Linked DNA regions of Homo sapiens: region 1 is linked to region 2. A link is a contact called in ENCODE Hi-C or POLR2A ChIA-PET data. All regions are on one chromosome and are shown on one strand. The core of a region is the stretch at or near the end of the contact, and the rest is flanking DNA. Distances in the headings are between cores, read along the strand shown.

Evidence for each region. Hi-C counts contacts between places; a loop is a spot of excess contacts on that map. ChIA-PET counts read pairs that join two places held with the same protein, here RNA polymerase II (POLR2A). Pooled maps may share reads with other maps.
Region 1: a loop to region 2 is called in a pooled map, with 2.2 times the contacts of the local background. The contact joins the enhancer-like site here to the promoter of ACOXL-AS1 in region 2. A Hi-C loop is called at or near these places in 2 of 168 maps with a recorded cell type or tissue (chondrocyte and mammary epithelial cell), 3 of 37 single-sample maps with no recorded cell type and 5 of 50 pooled maps. POLR2A ChIA-PET finds 5 or more read pairs at or near these places in 4 of 52 experiments (A673, HepG2, MCF 10A and 1 more).

The regions. Positions count from the first base shown.
Region 1 is chr2:111,232,945-111,239,407 of GRCh38, reverse strand. All of the region lies in intron 1 of LOC124907867 (periaxin-like), which reads left to right. The region is part of intron 3 of MIR4435-2HG (MIR4435-2 host gene); the gene reads left to right. Among named protein-coding and RNA genes, the nearest start is that of MIR4435-2, 85 kb to the left of the region's middle. Within about 2 kb of position 3,192, at least 5 of the 41 ENCODE cell types and tissues checked have a DNase peak (open chromatin) inside an H3K27ac peak, as active enhancers do.
Region 2 is chr2:111,110,533-111,116,919 of GRCh38, reverse strand. ACOXL-AS1 (ACOXL antisense RNA 1) reads left to right here and starts at 1,332. Exons shown (of 4, transcript NR_122074.1): 1 at 1,332-1,400; 2 at 2,622-2,781. The region is part of intron 17 of ACOXL (acyl-CoA oxidase like); the gene reads right to left.

The DNA of each region.
Region 1 (6,463 bases), core at 1,943-4,442, 120 kb before region 2:
ATAAAGACAAAGGTAACCATTCAAGGAATAGAGAAGTATATTCTCAAAAATTACACGCCAAGCCAGAGCTGTGGTTCAGAAAGGGGGTTTTATGTTGTTTCTGTTGTTGTTTCAGTTTTGGCCTCAGAAAGGATGCGCGGCCCTGCTGTAAACAGCCTCTCAGCACTGGGAAGGGGTGTGCTTACGAGGCTGGTGTAGACATCCAGAGCCTAGCCTAGATAGGAAGGCCCAGGCACCCACAGGGAGGCCTGCTTTGACAGAGAAGCATTTCTGTTTAGAAGAGGGCACCTGGGAGATATTTCCAGAGAGCTTCTTATGACTTGTCATGTAGCTCTTCCCCCATGTTTTCTGCAGCTGGAGGTACCATGCACCTTTGAGGGACCAAGGACCCAAGACTTGAGGTAGACACTATTCCCAGCTGGATACTCTCAATGTTGAGGATATAGATGCACAAACCAATGCAGGGAGGCCTCCAGGAGCCACTGGAGAAGAAATCTTCAGATCCTACCAGGCCCATAGCTGTTGCCTTTGTGGGCTCCTGGGTTAATTTCCACACATCAGTGGCCCACCTTATGATATCCTCCCTGCATGCCACACTCCCGGCCATGCTCTGTGGACAGCCATTATTTCCAGTAATTGCTAATGGGAGCCAGTCTCCAAAGAGTAATGAATCAGAGGTGTTCCTTGGAATGTGTTACACTAGGACTTCGCCGATCTCACAGGCTCCTTTCCAGATGAGCTGACTGTAATCTCTGGGAAGCTGGATCTGGAGGAACAATGGGATGGGATTTGCGGTGACCCTTCCTGCCCTTCTTGAGCAGCTTGTGAACCAGAAGATGTGCCTGGAGAGAAAGCCTCATTTGGGGAAGTGCAGTAGTCGAAGTTCTTTATTTTGAAAATGGAGAACAACCCTTCTCACAATCCTGTCTCCCCTTCCCCCTTTCCAACTAGAATATCAGCTCCCCTGAACATGAGTCAGTCACATTTCAGGGAAAACTGGCTGATGTTGAAGAAATCACTTGAGGGCAAACTTTGTCCTTCAAGCTGTGGGTCTCTGAAGTGTAGAGCCAGCAGATCCCCCAGTGTAGGGACTGGGCCTTCCTTGCCCATTGAATGCTTTCTATACATGAAGACTTGGAGCTCTTTACAGATGACAGTAGCCAGTGAGGAAGATAAAAGAAGAGAAAAGACCCAAAATGCGGGTTTGCCACTCTTTTTTGCCAGCACCGTGGGGACAGTCACTCTGCCTTCTTTCCACCACCTCCAACTTCACACTCACACGCACACTCTGGTCCCACAGAGCCTGTTTGGTACTTGCCTGACAGCCCACCTTGAAACCAGATGGTCATGAACCTGTCACCAAGTCATCTGAAGATCTTCCACTGCAACCTGTATGGCATCTGCCACAGGGACCATGGGACATGATTGAAGAACCACTCCAGTGCAGTTGATGAAGGGGTGGGTCTGCACTGGAGTTAGGTGCACCAGGGCCTGGGCCAAGGGTGGGCTGGGTCCATCTTGTGTGTGGTGGTCTTCTTCAGAGTAGCAGCTGATTCAGAGGGATTCCATAGAACTGCACAGGCTAGGTCTAGTCAGATATCTTGGACATTTTCTATTTCTAGATTAGAGAATATAGCATACGCTGATTTTAATATAACTGTGTATGTGACTTTTTCAGTGAGAAAAATTTTAAGTGATGTTCTAAACAATTTTTGGCATGTAGACAGAATAGTCAAATATCTGTTTAACTAGCAACATAGTTACTCGTGCATATTTAAAATACTACATGAGTATGGCCTGGCACAGTGGCTCATGCCTGTAATCCTAGCACTCTGGGAGGCCGAGGTGAGCATATTGCCTGAGTTCAGTTTGAGACCACTTTGGACAACATGGTGAAACCCTGACTCTATAAAAATACAAAAATGTAGCCAGGTGTGGTGGTGCGTGCCTGTAGTCCCGGCTACTTGGGAAGCTGAGGTGCAAGAATTGCCTGAACCTGAGAGGCAGAGGTTGCAGTGACCTGAGATTGTGTCACTGCACTCCAGCCTAGGTGACAGAGCAAGACTACATCTCAAAAAATAAAACAAAATAAAATAGGCCCTGTGCCGTGGCTCACGCCTGTAATTCCAGCATTTTGGGCAGCTGAGGCGGGCAGACCACCTGAGGTCAGGAGTTCAAGACCAGCCTGACCGACATGGTGAAACCCCATCTATACTAAATACAAAAAATTAGCCAGGTATGGTGATGCATGCCTGTAGTCCAAGCTACTTGGGAGGCTGAGGCAGGAGAGAATGGCTTCAACCTGGGAGGCAGAGGTTGCAGTGAGCCGAGATTGCGCCACTGCACTCCAGCCTGGGTGATAGAGCAAGACTTCGTCTCAAACAATAAAATAATAAAATAAAATAAAATAAAATAAAATAAAATAAAGTAAAATGCTACATGAGTTTGGAAACATTGCTTTTTCCCACATTACTCACCTCCTTTACAGCACCAGCATCTTGGTCGACACAAGATCTCTCTTTAATTATGTCACAGTTTGTTGATGAATACATTGCCTTTGCTTCAGTTAAATCAAGTAGGATGCAGTGACTCCAAGTCTGAGGGGTGCTTCCCAGGAAGAGCCACCCCCCACAGCCATTTGCAGAGCATTGGAGTAAGTTTTACCTTCATCCCTTAGATGTGAATTTGTTATCCTCACTGTGACAATCCCTTATCACATGGCTTTTAGAAGGATTCTCAAAAAGCTAGACTCTCACATTCAACTTTGCAATTGCCTGGCTGGGTGTTACGTTTCTTTGCCTCCTATTAGAGACCCTATCAGCATCTAAAACTAGCGTTGTTTGAGGATGTTGGAGCCAACGGTTCTTTGCCAGATAGAACTTTGTGTGTCCAAATAAATGGTTCAAAATCATCAAGCAAATAAATACCCTGGAATAAGAGAAGCCTCATGAGGATTTGACTCCAAATTGACTTCCTCTGTTCTGCAGTAAGAAGTTAGGAATTAAACCAAACCTTGCCTGAGGTTCAGGTATACTCAAAAGCAATGAGGTGTGGCTCAGGTGTGCGCTGGCAAGGTCACTGTGAAGTTCAGCCAGAGGCTTTGCAAGCCTGGGCCTGAGAAGCCAGACCTCTTAGATCCAGAAGGGCCAATGGAGCTGGGCTGGCCTGCTGCCACTCACAGGCAGAGACTCTGCCAGCAGAAGGGACTCTGCTGTCAGAGCTGGAGGGCAGCGGACCACATGGCTGAGGCCCAACCACAGGTCTCCTGACTCAAAACCTCTTCCCAGGGCTTGTCCTCCTCCCTAAATATATGTGCCCCAAATTGTCACCAGATCTCGGGAAAGCACTGGCTTTGTCTGGGATAAACACCAACTCCACAGCACACCCAGTCATTACCAGATTGGCAGTTGTTGTCTAGGTCTTGTGGCTTCTTGGGGTTTTCTCGGGTGTCTCTCTCCCAAATCTTTCCCCTTTCCTTTGATTATATTCACATAAACATTGAGCTTTGTAGCCCTCAAGCTCTCTCAAGCATAACTCACTTTGTCCCTCTCTGTTTCCCTATGCAGTCGCCTCTCCCTCTGCTGTCAGAGGCCCATCCAACTGCTCCAGCCCTGTGGCTCCAGCGTCTCCTCCTCTCTCTTTCCCCTGCTCTGTTTCTGGGAAGATCTATCTGAGGGTCCTGAAGGAGGAGACTCGAGGTTGTTCTCTTGGACAAAGAGGTCTGGGTGGATGACATAATTCACTTTACGTCTTAGAAAAATAACCTTGTGGCTCTTGGCTCTCCTGGGCTGTCATTTTGGTTGCCTAAGGGCTCTAGGCAGAAGGCCAGGGAGCCCAGCCCCAGCCTAGAACTTGCAGGGCTCAGAGAGCTGCAGTGACGGGGTGTCCGCTGTGCCTGCCGCCCCCCTTGCCATGGACTCTACTTGCAGAACTTCACAGCTGAGAGGCTGGCCCTGAGATTCCCCTTTATGCCTCCCAAAGCTTGCGATTGCTTAATTATACGCTGCTGTGTACCAATTTCCACTTTCTCTCCCGGTGTGTTTTGACTGATAACTTTGACTTAACCTCCTGATGCCAGAAACTATGTTGGCTACTGCTCTGGCGGCAGGAAAAGGCCGGTTCCAGGGAAGGCTGAATGCCTATTGTTCTGGATCATTTTGAGAAAAAAAAAGAGATACCTTGAAGAAAGATGAAGACAAAATATGGAAGGGTGCTGAATTTACAAAAAGCCTAAGGGGAAAAAACTCAAATGTCCCTCAGGAGTGGAATGAGTAAACAAATCATGGCGTGTTCACACAATGGAATGCTACCTACCAATAAAAAGGAATGAACTGCGGATGCACACAGAAACATGGGTGAATCCACTAGGCATCATGTTGTGTAAAAGAAAGCCAACTTGGCCAGGCGTGGTGGCTCACGCCTGTAATCTCAGCACGCTGGGGAGGCTGAGGCAGGTGGATCACTTGAGGTCAGGAGTTCAAGACTAGCCTGGCCAAGATGATGAAACCCCATCTCTACTAAAAATACACAAATTAGCTGGGCGTGGTGGCGCGTGCCTGTAATCCCAGCTGCTTGGGAGGCTGAGGAAGAGAATTGCTTGAACCCAGGAGGTGGAGGTTGCAGTGAGCCAAGATTGCACCACTGCACTCCAGCCTGGGTGACAGAGTGAGACTCTGTCTCAAAAAAAAAAAAAAAAAAAAAAAAAAAAAGCAGACGCAAAAGACATACTACATGGTTCCATTTATATGAAGTTTTAGAACAGGCAGAAATAATCCATGTGGATAGGATAGTGGTTATTGAAGAGCAAGAGCAAGGGAGAATGTGGATTGCCTGGGAGGGAAAGAGAGGCACTTCTGGGAGTGGCCTGTATCTCATTCACAGTGGTAGTCACACCTATGTATGTGTGCAAAAATTCACCCAGCTCTTAATATTTATGCACTTTACTGTATGCATGTGATGTAGTTTGGATGTTGCCCCCTCCAAATCTCATTCTGAAATGTGACCCCCAGTGTTGGAGGTGGGGCCTAGTGGGAGGTGTTTGGGTCATGGAGGCGGACCCCTCAGGAATGGCTTGGTGCCCTCTCCTCAGTAATGAGTGAGTCCTCACTCTATTAGTTCATGCTAGAGCTGGTTGTTTAAGAGAGTGGCACTCCTCCCACCGCTCTTCTTCCTCCTCCTCCTCTCTCACCTCGTGACATGCCTGCTCTCCCTTTACCTTCTGCCATAAGTGGAAGCTTCCTGAGGCTTTACCAGATGCAGATGCTGGTGCCATGCTTTTTGTACAGCCTGCAGAACCATGAGCCAAATATACATATTTCCTTTATAAATTGCCCACTCTCAGGTATTCCTGTGTAGAAAACAAAACAGACTAATATGGCATGTTACACCTCAATAAAAACCTTATAAAAATAGATAAAGGCAATGAGGAGTCAGTGGAGGAGGATCCAAGGCTCAGAAAGAGAAGGAGGTATATGAGAAGCTGAGGGAAGCAGGGGAGAGCATTTCAGTAACAGAGAGACACGGTGGACCAATGTGGAGAGACTCTTGGATTGGGTGACTGAGAAATTCTGTCCTGACAGAAAAATTTCAACAAGATAGCTCCAACTTGAAGAAAGAGCAAGGTTAAGGAAGATTCTGGAGGCTGATGTTCTTGTTCTTGTTGTTTAAGTCTTGGACGAGCCTGAGGATGTCTACAAGTGGAAGAAAAGAAGCCACTGGAGCAGAAGGTGGGGAGGATAAAATTTGGAGCAAGATTCTCAAGGAAGCAACAAGATCCTAAGGCGAGTAACCCTGAGTTTAGTTGGGAAAAGGAGGATCATTAGGAGACCAGGAGGGAAAGAAAAGGTGGCAAGGTGTCTAGCCACTCCGTGTGGAGCGTTTCTGAGGGTGCTACCAGCACAGGGTGAGCACATTGCTCCATGAGAGGGATGTGAGACCTTGAATAGAGGAGTCACTGTTGGGAATGTGAAATTTTTTCAACAAGAGATCAATACTGGAAGTGATAGAGGCCCAGAACTATAACTGGCTACACACCCAGGAAATCCCATTTTGACCAGTTACTAGCCATGTTTGGGAACCCAACAATTAATGCAGAGAAGGTGAGTGTGTACAGGTGTTCCTCCGGGTTGGGGATTAACAATGCAGATTTGACAAAAAGTTGACAATTCTTGGAAAGTAAACATGTCGCTCAGAAGGACCCATAATGACAGAAAATGATGGCTTAATATTTGTAACATTAAAGTCCCAAGAGGAGAGTATAATGAGTGAGGAGCTGAAAAATATTTGAAAAAATTATGGCTAAAAATATTTCTGAATTTGGCAAAACACATAAACTTGTAGATTTGAGAAGCTCAGAGAATCCCAAACAGAATAAGCTCAAAGAGATTCTCACTTAGAGACATCATAAGGAAACTACTGAAAACTAGGAACAAAGGAATTATCTTCAAAGCAGCAATGAAAAATG
Region 2 (6,387 bases), core at 83-2,582:
CGGCGGATAGGAGAGGGAGATGCAAGTCAGTGTTTTGGAAGCTGCACTGGTGTATTTTTATTTCATTTTCCATGGCTTAGGTGCCAATGTATTTTTTTTTTTATTTTCAGGAAAAAAAGCTACCAAACTAATAAGATTGTTTTTCTAAAACTACACAAGGGCAGAGGGACGGCTTTCTTTTCTTCTGATCTACACATTGTACTCCATTTTTCAAGTTTTCGGCCAGTGGTAAATTTGTTTCACTCCCCAAATCACAGTAAATCCCCAGGTTTTCATGGTTTATTTTTACAGGTTTAACAACATCACTTACACCAGCCCCACCTTTGCCCTCACATGGTGGTCATGTCTGAGCCGCACTGATGTTGTTAAGATCACAGTTTCCCTTGCAGCAGTCCAAAACGCCATTTCAGGTTTTCAGAGCATTTCAGGTTTTCAGTGAGGTCCCAAGGAGGAAGGTGGAGGAAATAGGGGATGGGGAATATAGAGGGTAGGGATATGGTGGGGGAAGAGCATGAATTGTAATAGTCCAACAATACATCTTCCCTGAAAATGTGCTCTATTACACCAGTAATTTCTAATGAAAAACTTCATTCTTCACACACTGTGGTTAAGCATCATCAAATCAGTACTGAAAAGACCTTTGATCGTATTTGCAAGATGCACTAAAATGAACTTTCACTGACCAAGATTTCAAAGTTTGTAATTAATACTCTTGAAAAATCCCTGACTAATCTGTCAACTCTCAACGTCTTTAACCACACAGTTCAAAACCATGAGGTGGCGTACACAGCCCCTAAACTTTCCACATATTGTCATATGATTATTCAAGATAATTTTCCCTTTGGGTTTGCATTATGAAACTCAACCAACTTTGGTAATATATTCACCGGTGGGGGAAATACAATGATTTGAATGAGTGTAAAATAGAGTATGGGTTTTATCTATCTGGTGCCAAAAACAGAACGTAGGGCCAGAGGTAGGAATTAAATGAGGCAGATTTCAATATAAAGAAAATTTTAAAAAAATAAACTTGAAAAGGAACCCAATGGCTGGTGAAAAGGAGGGTTTCTTCACTCATAAGTGTTCAGGGAGTGTGCCCTCCAATGGCACCCTAGAGAAGAAAAATGAACTGGCTGTGAAGAGGAGTTGACTGCCAAGATTCTTTCTAAATCTAAAGTTCTGGAGCAGTTTAAAATACTCCTTCTAGCCTTCTCCATTTTTCCTAGACTGCAACAGAAACCTCAGAATGATTATTGTCTCAATGGACGGATCCGGCATCATTCCTGTTAGTTATTGTTTGACTCTTAGTTATTGTTTGACTCTGATTCCAGGTACCCACCCACCTCTGTTCCTGGCTGTCAAGATGATAATAATAATTACCATCCTTTCACTCACAAATGGTATGCTGGATTCCTACCCAGTGTTAGGTACAATTCTGGACTTTAGAGGTTTAATGGTACACACTACAGGAACAGGTCTCACATCGTGAAGCTGTTGAGGCGTTTTAAAAATTTTTAAAAATATATGATCTCTTTAATACAAAATAAACTTGAGAAGATAATATAGCATTGATTATTACACAGTTACAGTATTTTTATTACCAGGGGGTATTTTTATATGGGGCTAAGCAGTGTATTATTAAAGTTTAGTTTTGTTACCAAACATGCTTCCATACTATAAGCATAAAAATTGCACATAGTGTAGGGGTCCTCTGCCCTGCCAGTTTATGACCCATTTATGCTGGACAAAGTACTTCAAGCTTACCCATATCTTTACAAAGAAAATTCACCAGCTTTTGAAAAAGACAAATGAATAGGTATACTTTAAAAATAAAAAAGTATGAACAAGTTATAGGTTCTTGCAAAAACATTTTTTAAGGTCAAACCTAAACATGGGCACTATTGCTCTACAAGCAATAAGAATGTACAGTCCACTGGAAATAGCCAGTGAGTGGAATTTGAGAATATCTGCTTTAAAGAAAGCAGAAGCACTCAGCCCTCAAGGGATGACACTGTGTTTGACTATATTAATATGTATATTTGGGAGTGAGGGAAAAATTGTAACATCAGTTTGGCTTCCCACCTCCATCTAGTTGCAGTACTCAATTTATTTTTCTGCTCTTTTTGACTCTCCCTACAGTTTCCTTATTTCAGTTGGGAGAGTAGGATGGCCAAGGATGGGCAGTGACTAAGCTTTGCAGTCCTCTGAACAAACCATATTTTCCCAGCATGGCATGGTGTTAGTCCTATAATAGATGTTCAGGGTGGGAAGTGCCCAGTACACTTGGAGGGACACCCCAGCTATTCCTAGGACTCCATGCAGAAGGTTTTCCTGCCTCTTCCCATATGTCTCACCCCTGTTCTCAGCATAAGATGACCACATGCTGTTTTTTGTGAAAAATCCCTTACCCAAACTTGAAATGTCCCTTCATTAGCCCCTTTCGTCTGGCTACCTTGGTAGAGTCTTTTTCTCCATCCCTTTAATCTGGGCTGAGTTATGACTTGCTTTGCCAGTAGAATATGGGGAACATGTCACTGTGTGATTTCCAGAGTTTAGGCCTTAAGAAGCTTTGAATCCCCCATTATCACTCTCCTATAACCGTGAGAATACCTGCTGTGCAGAAGCCCAGTCTAGCCTGCTGGAGGACAAAAGGCCACGTAGAGATGGACCAAGGTGCCTTGGCCAACAGCCAGCACCCACTGCCAGATATGAGAGAGAGGCCATCTTGGACATCCTAGTCCTGTTGAACTCAGATGACTGCAGCCACAGGAGTGATCCCAGGTAAGACTAGCCAAAGAACTGTCCAGGCTGCCTGCCCACAGAATAAGTATCAGTCATTATCACCGGTTAATGCACAGAAATAGAAATTTTTAACCTGACTAAGCAAAACAACAAATAAACTTACTTGCTATAAGGAATCAATTCCACCTCCTTTCCAAAAAGAATCTCTATGCAGCCAACTCTTACTTTCTAAGGGATTGTTAGATATTGGTGAGCCATTAATGTAATTTCCTGTCCATTATTTTTCAGTTGACTTCATTTTAGGTTAACTAGATTTTGAGCTAGAAACTTTACAGGAAGGGGAACCTTAATTAATGAACAAACATCTTTTAATCTAAAAGATGTGATGAGGGAATAAGATTAAAGTGGTTGGTAAAATGAGGTTCTGTGCTACTTGTGGCTGTCATTTATCACCTTTGCTTCTGCTGTGACACATAACTGGCATTCTGGCAGGTGCCTCTGGCCACCTTTATTCCATGCTTGTCTCGTGCAACCCTAGTCCCCAATCAACAATTCATAGCTTGTTACTCCAGCCTTTGCCAAGGATCCATCTCTGCTGTGCAGTATCTATGCTTTCCACATTCCATCCCGGAGGGCCAGGCAGGTAAAGGCATGAAGTACAGAAGGGAGCTACTTAGCTGTCTTTGACTTAGTCTGCTCTATCTCCAGCATCTTTATAACAATGCTATGTGGCAACATATGGCACTTTACATATGTAACCAAGGTCTTCGGTGTTCTGCCCCATGCTGACATTTCCTGGACAACTACTGTGTGCCAGATTACAGAGGAGGGCTTTAGGTTCACTGTCTTATTCAGTACTCATAACAACTCTATCAGGTATCAACCCATTTTACAGATGAGAAAACCAAGGCTTAAAGAATTTAAGTCACATAACTTGTAACTGATGCAACTAGAGTTTTAATCCAGGGCTTTTTTTTTCTAAAGCCTTGTCTACCCTTTTGCCTTCATCTTTTCCCCCAGTGCCTCACTGCTTCCAGTTGCTGGAGGATATGTGGTGCTGCACTGACAAATGCCTCCACCACTGTGGCAGACGTGTGACCCTTGACGTTCTTCCTAAGTCAGAATCTGTATTCTGTGTGTGCCTAGTGTGGAGAACATGGATCTGCCCAGCCACACTGGCTCAGATTCTCTGAGAGGACCAGGGCAGTAATGGTGCCCAGGAGTACTCTATGATGTTGCCACCGGAGGAAGGTGCCAAGGATATCGGCTTCAGAGCCAGCTACCATGTGAAAAGTCCAGCTTGATGACCTAGAAGGACCTTTACCTGCAGAAGGACAAGGCTTCAACTCTGTTCTGCAGATTCTCCTTCAGTAAATTGGGAGTGCCCTTCCACACTGGTCAACAGGCCCCTCCCTGCTGCTTTGGATCACCACCTTAAGTCAAACACAATTCAAGTGCCTTCAAAAGAGCAGCACATGGACTGGCAAATCGTGACTGGTGAAAATGGGCACAATCAAGTAGTTAACCTGCACCTATTCTCACTTTTTGCAGACTTCCAAACTCGCTGAATGCACAGAGGCCTTGGCCTGGCTTATCTCCTCCTCGCTCACTTATCCTGAAGAATTGCTTTCCCTTTAGACAAACATTCTGTAAAGGATCAGATGGTAGGTCTGTGGCAGCTAATTTCCCATCTTAGTCCTTATGCCTGACTAAGCAGTCAATGAAAGAAAAATAAACCTGAAACACTCACACGAGGCATAATCTCATAGCGTGTGCTGTGATTCTACTTCTCTCAATTTACCCAACAACTACTAGAAAGGGGAGCTCCATTCCTGTTTTCATTGCCCACTGGCTGGCTCCTCCAGGGAGGGTCAGACCTTAGCTTGGTGCGTCTCCTGGTCCCAGGAACACATACATTCTCATTGGTTTTCTCTGCAACCAAGTTTCATTAGCATAAAATGACATTCCACAGGTCTATTAAATAATCAGGACTCCAGCTAATATTTTCTCTGAATCAATTTAAATTATATTTTATGTTGATTTGTTCCTTCAGTTGATAAACAATATTTAGCATAATCTGAAATGTTAGAATAGAGAAATTGCCTTCCTTACCAAACAACAACAAAATCACTTTTGTTTACCCTCACTAAATAATTAAACTTGAAGAAAATTTACCTTTAAAATGTCCTTTCTACTGCAATTTTCTTCAACTAAAGAGTACACAATTTGGCTGTTTACTAAGTATTTTGACAATGTCCACTTTGGTAGAGAAAAAGGGCTTTGAACTCTGACATTGCCACTTCCAAGCCATACTACCTTCCTTATCTCTAAGATGGAAGGATTTAGTAAACTTGGCGCAGGTTGATTATTTATAAATATTATTGTTATTATCATGGGTTCTCTAGTTAGTAATAAATACAATTTCTTTCTAACTCTGGTATTTCCATGACAAAGTTTGCTTAATCATCATTACCTAAAACAAGAATGCTGAGACAGAGGCATCAACATTAACCACTTAATAAGAACTTCTGACATTTATTCATACTGCTACTGATTCATAAGAGGAAAAGTTTAAAAAGAAGACAAGTGCATATACCTTTCCCTTTAGAATACAGGAAACCATATAAATGTTTTGGCAATGGGATTAAAGTAACCACAATGCTGCTCATAGTAGCATTTTCTACAGACAAAGGCATTTACATGAAACAAGAAAGAATATTCAATTAGGTAGTTGTAATAAAGCTGGAGTATTAGCTGCACACTTCTCATATAAAAAATATGGCATCACAGTGGCTCATGCCTGTAATTTCAGCATTTTGGGAGGCCGAGGTGGGTGGATTGCTTGAGCTCAGGAGTTCCAGACAAGTCTGGGCAACATGGTGAAACCCCATCTCTACAAAAAATACAAAAATTAGCCGAGAGTGGTGGCTCATGCCTATAGTCCTAGCTATGCGGGAGGCTGACGTGGGTGGATTGCTTGAGCCCAGGAGGTGGAGGTTGCAGAAAGCCAAGATCATGCCACTGCACTCCAACCTGGGTGACAGAGTGAGATCCTGTTTAAAAAAAATAAATAAATAAAATAAATTAAAAAAACTTAATCAACTGATAGTTTAGTTTTGTAAGTACAAACCCAAAGAAATGCAAACATACTCAAGAAGGAATAATCTTCAGTCAAAAATTTTCAAGAGGCAAAATCCCCACAAACTGCCAAAACTAAAAATACAATAAGAGTCCAAAGTTATTATGGAGAAATTCTGTGTAAGTGGGTCCTGGAATATTCAACTTCATTGTCCCAAATGATCTGAAAATCAACTGGGAGGGCTCCTAGTTAAAATGTAGATAGATTCAAGAGAATTTTGCTCCATGGTTACAAACTGAAGAATCTGAACAAAGTAAAAATCAGATGTTTTATGGGGCTACTGAAAAGCACTATACATAAGAAAGTAACGTTAATGAAGTGATTTCAGAGAGATGAGCTCTTTCTTGGTAAGCCAACATCCACAGAAGCTTCCACACATGGGGTAGGTGCCTGTTTTGGGGACAGGTGGACAGAAGACTGGGCCTAACAGAGATGGAGAGACTTTGAAGGGATGAGAAAAATGGCCAGATGGACTGGAATTGGGAAGAACTCCTAGCACAGAAACA